Linked DNA regions of Homo sapiens: region 1 is linked to region 2. Evidence: read pairs that join two places in POLR2A ChIA-PET (ENCODE). Cell type or tissue: HepG2. All regions are shown on one strand. Links, peaks and the distances in the headings refer to the core of each region. The heading gives the core; the rest is flanking DNA.

Region 1 (5,331 bases), core at 332-5,331, 100 kb after region 2:
TTAACAATTATACAATACAATCAACAGACTGTAATAGAAAACTGTCCCTGCTTCCAAATCAACAGTGGACCATTGTATGCATTGTCAGGTCTTTACATAAGAAGAGTGAAAGCTTTATTTGTAATTCTTTGTGGGGCAGGCGTGGTGGCTCACGCCTATTATCCCAGCACTTTGGGAGGCCGAGGCAGGCAGATCACGAGGTCAGGAGATCGAGACCATCCTGGCTAACACAGTGAAACTCCGTCTCTACTAAAAATACAAAAAAAATTAGCCGGGCGTGGTGGCAGGCGCCTGTAGTCCCAGCTACTCCAGAGGCTGAGGCAGGAGAATGGCATGAACCCGGGAGGCGGAGCTTGCAGTGAGCCGAGATCACACCACTGCACTCCAGCCTGGGTGACAGAGCGAGACTCCGTCTCAAAAAAAAAAAAAAAAAAACCACAAAAATTAGCTGGGCGTGGTGGCACATGCCTGTAGTCCCAGCTACTCTGTAGGCTGAGGCAGGAGAATTACTTGAACCAGGGAGGCAGAGGTTCCAGTGATCTGAGATTGTGCCACCACACTCCAGCCTGGGCAACAGAGTGAGACTTCAACTAAGAAAAAAAAAAAAAGAAAGAAAGAAACACAGAAGCAGTCCAAGCCTCTGATAAACTCCCTGAATAAATGCTTAAAAACTCCTAGTCTGTAAGAGAGTGTGCCTCTGACCTAACTCGGCTAGAAGCCCCTCTCAGGTTTATTTTCTCTAAAATAAACCTGTCCTTGACTGTTAAGCCACCTTTCATGTTTCTTTCCTCTTTCTTTAATTCTTACAGATGGTGGAGGATTGCTCAAGCCCAGGAATTTGAGACCAGCCTAGGCAACATAGCAAGACCTCATCTCTACAAAAAAATAAATAAAATTGCCAGGTGCAGTGGCTCACGCCTGTAATCCCAACACTTTGGGAGGCCAAGACAGGAGGATCCCTTGAGGTCAGGAGTTCAAGACCAGCGTGGGCAACATGAGGAGACCCCGTCTTTACAAAATTAAATTAAATTAAATTAAAAACAAGCCTCTAGAAGTTGGAAAAACAAGGAAAGCAATTATCCTCTAGAGCCTCCAGAAGGAAAGCAATCCTTCAGTCAACTTGATTTTAGCTTAGGGGAGCTCAGAACCCCAAGGGGGCCAGGCACGGTGGCTCACGTCTGTAATCCCATCACTTTGGGAGGCCAAGGCAGGCAGATCACTTGAGGTCAGGAGTTCGAGGCCAGCCTGGCCAACATGGCAAAACCCCAGCTCCACTAAAAATACAAAAAAAATAGCCAAGAGTGGTGGCCTGTACCTGTAATCCCAGCTACTCAGGGGGCTGAGGCAGGACAATCACTTAAACCCAAGAGGCAGAGGTTGCAGTGAGCCAAGACTGCGCCACTACACACCAGCCTGGGCAACTGATGAGAGTCTTTCTCAAAAAAAAAAAGAAAAAAGTAGGTGTGGACACAGAGCCAAACTATATTAATGACCTTCTTTGGAAATAGGGTCTTTGCAGATGTAATTATTTAAATTAAGATGAGGTCATATTGGAAGAGGATGGGCCCTGAATCCAGCATGACTGGTGTCCTTATAAAAAGGGGAGAGTTCGGGCCTGGTGCCTTACACCTGTAATCCTGGCACTTTGGGAGTCTGAGGCAGGAGCGTTGCTCGGAGTTCAAGACCAGCCTAGGCAACATAGCAAGACCCTGTCTCTACAAAAAAAACAATACATAAAAAGGAAGAAGAGGCCGGGCATAGAGGCTCATGCTTGTAATCCCAGCACTTCGGTAGGCCAAGGCAGGTGGATCGCTTGAGGTCAGGAGAAGTTCAAGACCAGCCTGGCCAACATGGTGAAACCCAGTCTCTATTAAAATAGAAAAATTAGCTGGGTGTGGTGGCATGTGCCTGTAATCCCAGCTATTCGGGAGACTGAGGCAGGAGAATTGATTGAACCCGGGAGGTGGAGGTTGCAGTGAGCCGAGATGGCGCCACTGCACTCCAGCCTGGGTGACAGAGTGAGACTCCTTCCATCTCAAAGAAAAAAACAGGAAGAAGAGACAAAGAAATGAAGTCACACAGAAAGAACACAGCCATGTGACCAACAGAGGCAGAGACTGGAGGATTGCTGGCAACCACCAGAACTTAGGAGGAGGCAACGAAGGCCTTCTCCCTGGAGCCTTTAGAATGAGCATGGCCCTGTCAAGACCTTGACTTTGGACTCTGGCCTGCAGAACCGAGCGAGAACAAAGCTCGTTTGCTTTAAGCCACCCACTTTACGGTACTTTCTTATGGCAGCCCTAGAAATCTATTAGGTTGAGGCAAAAGTTATTGCAGTTTTGCCATTAAAATGGCAACCCATGTCACCAGCAAGAGGCAAGAAGGAAATCAAAGTAGCTCTGGTGTCTCTCTGGAACTCTGTGGTCACACCTGAGTCTTTGCACAACTTCCTCTTCTCCACTCTCTAGCCTCTGTGGTCCAGCCCACCCACATTTCTGGGGAGACCTGATTGGCCCAGCTCAAGTCACGTGTCCAACCTGACCCAATCAGCTGGGACGAGAGAATTGAATCACCTGTTGCCAGGGGTCTTATTCAAAACAGGCAAACAACCCGCTACCAGACAGGCGGTGACCAATCAGATTTGACTAATCAGATTTGACACTGGCTCCTGGACCAGAATTGGGGGGAACCATCCTCCTCTCCCCACAAATCACATGTTAAGCCCTGGGTTGCAGAATCACAGGGCTATCTTAGCCAGCCAGAGGATGTGTCTAGTTATAGGGGTGGCCGTGAAAGATCTGTATGGTGGGGAAACTATGGGGCTGAAGAAACTGGCCAGCTCTGTAGAGCAGAGACGGACAGCGTGTGCTGGTAATTTAACAACCAACTCTCCAGAGGGAGGAAAAATGAGTGTTTATTATAAATTGTACTGGCATGTAAACAACCTTGGCAACATAGCAATACCGTCTCCGCAAAAAAATTAAAAAGTTAGCCAAGTGTGGTGGCACACAACTGTGGTCCCAGCTACTCGAGAGGCTGAGATGGGAGGATCACCTGAGCCTCGGGAGGTCGAGGCTGGAGGCTGCATTGACTCATGATTGCACCGCTGCATTCTAGCCTGGTTGACAGAACAAGACCATCTCAAAAAAAAGAAAGAAAGAAAAAAGCTAGCCCCCAAGTATCACACAGGAGGTGGAGGCTGGGGATGAGTCTTTAAATTCCTCACGTATTACCATAACTCAGATTTTCTTTCAGTCTATTTCTAGATGTTTCTATAGCCCCCTAGCCTGGGCACAATGCTGGCACATTACAGATGCTCAATACACACAAATAAGCAAATAAGTACAATGAATTAATAGAAAGGATGAATCCCAGTTGCTTGGGAGGCTGAGGCAGGAGGATCGTCTAAGTCCAGGAGTTCAAGACCAGCCTCGGCAATGTCGAAGACCCCCCCCCCCCCAAAACAACTCCTCTAAAAAAGTCCATTCACAAACTCAGGATCCTCTTTAAATAGAAATATATATATATATATAATATATATAATATATTATCTGAGCTCAGGCTCAGAATAAATATCAAGGTCCAACTTGGGGAAGGAGTGGGTGAGGAGGGTCCTCAAGGGGAGGTCAGCAGCAGGGACCCCTGCCAAGCCCCTTGAGGTAGAGAAAGCAGCAGGGACCCAGCACCAGGGGTCTCCATGAAGGATGGAGTAGGATTCGGACTCTGTCCAGGTGGGCTGCACCCAGGCTGGACGTTATTCCGACCTCGGTGAAGGGAGTCCGGCTGGGATTTCGGGGGTCACCCGGAAGAGTCCCAAGACTGTGGCGCCCTGGGTAAGCTGCCAGGCATGGCGTGCCCTGGCCTCAGTGTGAAGATGGACGCCCAGGCGCTGGCCGGCACTCAGGTGCAGCAAGCGGCCCTGGAAACCGAAGGCCGAGTTCCGAGCCTCGGAGGAGGCGGGTGGCAGGTCCACGGTCAAAGCCAGGGCGGCGGCCCCAGCAGCAGAGCGCAGTGGCTGCAGGTGCAGCGCAAGTGAAACGGAGCCTGAGCCCTCGCCGGCCACCACGCGCCGCAGCTCTAGTTGAAAGAAGACATAGTAGACTCCAGCCTTGGCCACCACCAGCTCCTTCGTGTCCTCTTTGTAGCTCAGGCCCCCCGTCAGGGACACGCCTGCCAGGCCTGGGTCACTGTACCAGCTCAGGGGCCCATCGATCAGCAGAACTGTGGGAGGAAAGCATGCACTTAGCTTAGCTGAGCATGTCCCAGCACAGCTGAGCGTGGCTGAGCACCGAACATGTCAGCGCAGCCCTGGGAGAAAAGAACGGGTCAGGGGCCGGGGGGCGGGGAATGGCGGGGCAGGGAGCGGGACAGGGGAGCAGAGCGGGGAGCCTGGGTGGGGGGGGCGTTGGGGGGGTGCTGATTGAAGAGAACTGAGGTTGTTGGGGGCGGGACTCTGAGCAGGGGTAGAGCTAGGGGAGGGAAAGACGGGGATAGAACAGAGGAAGGGAATCCAGGGAGAAGGACAAGAGTCGGGACAGGGCAAAACTCCAAGAGGTTGGGTGGGGAAGGAGTGATGCGGGTGCGGGGAAAGACATGCAGGAAGAGGAAGAGGGGGTGAAAAGCAAAAGGCCAGGCGAGTCTGGCTGGAAGAGGCCTCGGGGAGGGGTAAGGGGACTCCTGGAGAGGGCGGTGAGGGGGTTGGAGGGAGCAGCAGATCTCGGACAGGATGGAGATGGGGGGAGGAGAAGGGAGAGAAGGAAGGAAAGGGGAGAGGAGAGGTGGACAGGGAGCTAGGAGGGAGAGGGAAGACTGTTAGGAAAGGAGGAAGTTCTAGAGGAAGGATCCATCAGGGAATCAAGGGAACTTTAAGAGGGGTGGACAGGGGACCTGGTAAGAGAGGACTTCGAAGAAAGGCAAAGGGAGCAGGAAGGGGTGGGGGAGGGGTTAGGGAGAAGGAAGCACCAAGGAGAGAAGATGGCAGGGAGGGGAGTCTTAGGCAGGGGGAGGGAAGGGGGAAGGGGTCTCTGGAGGGGGAGAAGGGAGAAGGTGTCTCTGGAGGGGGAGGGGGAAGGGGGAAGGGGCCTCTGGAGGGGAAGGGGACTCTGGAGGGGGCAGGGAAGGGGGAAGGGGTCTCTGGAGGGAGAGGGAAGGGGGAAGGGGTCTCTGGAGAGGGAGGGGAAGGAGGAAGGGGTCTTTGGAGGGGGAGGGGGAAGGGGTCTCTGGAAGGGGAGGGAAGGGGAAAGGGGTCTCTGGAGGGGGAAGGAAGGGGGAAGGGGTCTTTGGAGGGGGAAGGGGTCTCTGGAGGGGAGAGGGAAGGGGGAAGGGGTTTCT
Region 2 (5,369 bases), core at 304-5,303:
TCCATTGGTCTTATCCACAGGAAAAGTTTGCTGACACCTCATCTACTGAGTCATTTCCACATGCTCAGTGCTTAACCCAGATCATCTTAACCCCTGCGATGTTGATACTATGATTGTCCCCTAACTACAGATGAGCTAACGGAGGCACGAGGGAGTGAGGTCACCAGTGCAAGGTTCTTCAGCTAGGAAGTGGTAGATCCTTCTGGTTTCAGAGCCCTTGCCCTAACCCACTCACCTATATCTTCTGGGTGGATATATGGGCTGGTATCAGCCTATGCATAGACCCCATTTTATTATCTGCTCTCCTACTGATGGACACGTAGCCTGCTTCACAGTGTTATACGCAATGCAGTGATGAACATCCAATTGAGTGTCTTTCTATGCAGGTGGGCCCCCGTCACAGGTGCTGGGTGAGCTCAGATGAGGGTTTGGAGAAGGGTTTTGAGCCTTTGGGTGTTGACCTTTATCATCTCAGGATTTCAAATCCAGCCCTTTGCACCTGCTTCCCTTCATCTCCCATCTTTTCTTTGTTGTTGTTGTTGTTTGTTTATTTATTATTTTTTTTAAGATAAGAGTTTCTCTGTGTCGCCCAGGCTGGAGCACAGTGGTGCAATCTTGGCTCACTGCAACCTCTGTCTCCCAGGTTCAAGTGATTCTCCTGCCTCAGCCTCCCGAGTAGCTAGGATTACAGGCATGTGCCACCACACCGGGCTCATTTTGTATTTTTAGTAGAGACAGGGTTTCTCAGTGTTGGTCAGGCTGGTCTCGAACTCCCGACCTCAGGAGACCCTCCTGCCTTGGCCTCCCAAAGTACTGGGATTACAGGCTTGAGCCACTGTGCCCAGCTGTTTGCTTTTTTTTTTTTTTTTTTTTTTTTTTTAGATAGGGTTTCTGTTGCCCAGGCTGGAGTGTGGTGGTGCAACCTTGACTCATTGCAATCTCCGCCTCCCAGGTTCAAGTGATTCTCCTGCCTCAGCCTCCCGAGTAGCTGGGATTACAGGTGCCCAGCACCACGTCTAGCTAATTTTTGTATTTTTGGCAGAGATGGGGTTTTGTCATGTTGGGCAGGCTGGTCTCGAACTCCTTTCCTCAAGTGATCCGCCTGCCTCGGCCTCCCAAAGTGCTGGGATTACAGGCGAGAGCCACCGCGCCCGGCCCTCCCACGCTTTCTTCTCCATGTTCCTCTTTACGCTGCCCTCACCCCACTTCAGGACACTCTTACCAAAACTTGGCCCTGAGAACTGAATTGCCACAGTTTAGGGGCTCCTGTATCACTCTGGTCAAGTCCCTTCACCTCACTAAGCCTCAGTTTCCCCAGCTGTACAATACAGAAAAAAAATAGCTCATTCCTCACTAAGTCACTGGGAAGATTCAAAGAGATCCTGCATGGAAGGATAGTGATTTTAAAATAATTTAAGATTTTTTTTTCCATTCTTCCTTCTGATCCAGATCTCCACTCTGTCAGTTACTGGTTGGGTGACCTTAAGTGGCTGACTTAACCTTGCTGTGCCTCAGTTTCCTCACCTGTAAAAAGTGATAAAAGCATCCCCACTATGTCATAACTCATATTTCCCCCTACTATCTGGGTATCGTTAAAACAGCACAAGTGCTTAGGGTTTTTTTGTTTGTTTTTTTGTTTTTGTTGTTGTTGTTTTTTTGAGATGGAATTTTGCTCTTGTTGCCCAGGCTGGAGTGCAATGGCACAACCTCGGCTCACCGCAACCTCTGCCTCTCGGGTTCAAGTGATTCTCCTGCCTCAGCCTCCGGAGTAGCTGGGATTACAGGCATGTACCACCACACCCGGCTAATTTTTTGTATTTTTAGTAGAGATGGGGTTTCTCCATGTTGGTCAGGCTGGTCTCGAACTCCTGACCTCAGGTGATCCGTCCGCCTCGGCCTCCCAAAGTGCTGGGATTACAGGCATGAGCGACCACACCCGACCCACATGTGCTTAGTTTAGCAGTTCTTGGCACAAACTAGATGCTCAATAAATAATGGCCACTAGCTAGGCATGGTGGCACCTGCCTGTAATCCCAGCACTTTGGGAGGCAGAGGCGGGTGAATTGCTTGAGCTCAGGAGTTCAAGAGCAGCCTGGGCAACATAACGAGACCTTGTCTCTACAAAAAATAAAACTAAAAAATTAGCCAGGCATGGTGGCACCTGCCTGTGGTACCGGCTACTCGGGAGGCTGAGGTGGGAGGATCACCTGAGCCTGGGGAAGTTGAGACTGAAGTGAGCTGTGATCGCACCACTGCACTCCAGCCTGGGCAACAAAGAAAGACCTTGTCTCAAAAAATAAATAAAATTTAATTTAAAATTATTTTTAAAGCCAGGTACGGTGGCTCACACCTGTAATCCCAGCAATTTGGGAGGCCGAGGGAGGTGGATCACTTGGAGTCAGGAGTTCGAGACCAACCTGGCCAACATGGTGAAACCCTATCTCTACTAAAAATACAAAAATTAGTCGGGTGGTGGAGGGCGTCTGTAATCCCAGCTACTCCATAGACTGAGGCAGAAAATTGCTTGAATCCGGGAGGCAGAGGTTGCAGTGAACCAAGATTGCACCACTGCACTCCAGCCTGGGTGACATACTGAGACTCTGTCTCAAAAAATAAATTAATTAATTAATTTAATTTTTTTTTTTTGAGACAGAGTCTCACACTATTCCCCAGGGTTGGAGTGCAATGGCATAATCTCGGCTCACTGCAACCTCTGCCTCCCGGGTTCAAGTGATTCTCCTGCCTCAGCCTCCTGAGTAGCTGGGATTACAGATGCCCACCACCACGCCTGGCTTATTTTTTGTATTTTTTAGTAGAAACGGGGTTTCACTATGTTGGCCAGGCTGGTCTTGAACTCCTGACCCTGTGATCACCCCATCTCGGCCTCCCAAAGTGCTGAGATTACAGGCATGAGCCATTGCGCCCGGCCAATAAATTTAAATTTTAAAAAGTAAGGCCGGGCACGGTGGCTCACACCTGTAATCCCACCACTTTGGGAGGCCGAGATGGGCGGATCACGAGGTCAGGAGATCGAGACCATCCTGGCTAACACGGTGAAACCCCGTCTCCACTAAAAGTACAAAAAATTAGCTGGGCGTGGTGGCGGGCGCCTGTAGTCCCAGCTACTCGGGAGGCTGAGGCAGGAGAATGGCGTGAACCCGGGAGGCGGAGCTTGCAGTGAGCCGAGATCGCGCCACTGCCCTCCAGCCTGGGCGACAGAGCAAGGTTCCATCTCAAAAAAAAAAAAAAAAAAGTTGAAGGAAGGAAGGAGGGAAGGAAGGAAGGAATGAGAGAGAGGGAGGGAGGGAGAGAGGGAGGGAGGGAGGGACGGAAGGAAAGGAGAGGGAAGGAGGGAGGAAGGGAGGGAGAAAGGGAGGCAGCATATTTTTCCTTCCAGCAGAGGGGAAAAAACATGTTTCTCCTTCCCCTACAGCTGAAAAAAACAATTATTCTGCACCATGAAACTAGACTTGCAAATATTCTTTTATAGAAGAAGATTTGTATATTCTATACACCTGAACTTCACAGTCAGATGGTGTGTTCTGGTAAAGTAACTGTCAGTCTCTGAAATCTCTATAATTCTGCTTGATTTTCTTTATTTGTTGCCCTGGAAACACCATTGAAACTAAAATCTCTGTTTCTAAGAAAAGGCAGCAGGGCGCTGTGGCTCAAGCCTGTAATCCCAGCACTTTGGAAGGCTGAGGCAGGCAGATCACCTGAGGTCAGGAGTTCGAGACCAGCCTGACCAACATGGGGAAACACCATCTCTACTAAAAATACAAAATGAGCCGGGCATGGTGGCGGGCGCCTGTAATCCTAGCTACTCGGGAGGCTGAGGCAGGAGAATCACTTGAACCCGGGAGGCGGAGGCTGTGGTGAGCAGAGATCGCACCATTGCTCTCCAGCCTGGGCGACAGAGCGAGACTCTGTCTCAAAAAATAAAATAAAAAACTGCAAATACTTGTCAGTTTTGATTTCTAAGCCTCAGCTCTGTGGATATTTGGAGCCAGATTGTCCTCTTGGGTGGAGCCATCTGGGCACTGCAAGGTGCTGAGGAGTGTCTCAGGATCCTGCCTCCATGCCAGGATCACCCCCAGTTGTAACAACCAAAAATGTCTCCAGATGTTGCCAAATGTTTCCTGGAAGGACAGAATCACCCCAGTTGAGAACCACTGAATTCGATGATAAACACAGGCACATTTTTTGCCTATTTAAAGAGTCTGAAAGGCTCTGCTTCATTTAAATTAAGATTCCAAGCTGGATGCGGTGGCTCACGCCTGTAATCCCAGCACTTTGAGAGGCCAAGGCAGGGGAGTCACCTGAGGTCAGGAGTTCGAGACCAGCCTGGCCAAAATGGAGAATCCCTGTCTCTACTAAAAATACAAAAACTATTCAGGCATGGTGGTGCGTGCCTGTAATCCCAGCTACTCAGGAGGCTGAGGCAGGAGAATTACTTAAACCCGGGAGGTGGAGGCTGCAGTGAGCCGAGATCACACCATTGCACTCCAGCCTGGGCCACATAGCGAGACTCTCTCAAAAAAATAAAAATTAAAAATAAAAATAAATTAAGAAACTAGATACTGTCCTAATTACATTTTTATTCCTCCTCTGATCCTCCATGAGTAACTTAGAGAGAGTATATGATATCAATTCCTTTGATAGCGATGTGATTTATCACTCAGTATAAGGCCAAGCTTTGGAAATATTCCCTAAGCATTTAAAAATGCATCTATTTTTAATTATGGTAACATGTATAACATAAAATTTACCTGTAATCCCAGCACTTTGGGAGGCCAATGTGGGTGGATCGCCTGAGGTCAGAAGTTCGAGACCAGCCTGGCCAACATGGCGAAACCCCGTCTCTTCTAAAAATACAAAAATTTACCATTTTAACAATTTTAAGTGTACTCTTCACTGATATGAAGTATATTCACATTGTTGTGCAACCATTACCACCGTCCATCTCCAGAAAGTTTTTCATCTTGCAAAACTGAAACTCTGTGCTCATTAAACACTCACACTCACTCGCCATTCCCTCCTCCCCAGCCCCTGACACCCACCTTTCTCCTTTCTGTCTCTATAAATTTGCTCCATCATTTCCTCATATAAGTGGAATCATAACAGTATTTGCCCTTTTGCAGCTGGCTCATTTCATTTAGAATAATGTCTTCAAGTTTCATCCATGTTGTAGGATATATTAAAACTTCATTCTTCTTCAGGGCGGAATAATATTCCATTATATGGATATACCACATTTTGTTTATGCATTCATCCATCAGTAGACACTGGGGTTGCTTCTGTATCTTGGTTACTGTGAATACTACTCCTATGGCCACAGACGTAACAATATCTGTTCTCATCCCTGCTCT

What was found. Peaks named below come from ENCODE experiments on the same cell type or tissue, not always from the same donor. Only the 100,000 strongest peaks of a DNase experiment are listed, where the experiment ranks them.
Region 1: POLR2A ChIA-PET joins it to region 2 with 5 read pairs; 12 of 35 experiments call an interaction of 5 or more read pairs at or near these places.

Annotation. Positions count from the first base shown.
Region 1 is chr19:6,533,490-6,538,820 of GRCh38, reverse strand. It overlaps TNFSF9 (TNF superfamily member 9), which reads right to left. Exons shown (of 3, transcript NM_003811.4): 3 at 2,897-4,221. The coding sequence ends at 3,755. Among named protein-coding and RNA genes, the nearest start is that of TNFSF9, 5.1 kb to the right of the region's middle. RefSeq lists enhancers at 1,447-1,656, 1,967-2,066, 2,817-2,906, 3,767-3,956. In HepG2, for the core only: no CTCF peak of the experiment used is centred there; a DNase peak (open chromatin) is centred at 2,530.
Region 2 is chr19:6,634,369-6,639,737 of GRCh38, reverse strand. No RefSeq gene overlaps it. Among named protein-coding and RNA genes, the nearest start is that of TNFSF14, 33 kb to the left of the region's middle. RefSeq lists an enhancer at 16-65. In HepG2, for the core only: no CTCF peak of the experiment used is centred there; no DNase peak of the experiment used is centred there.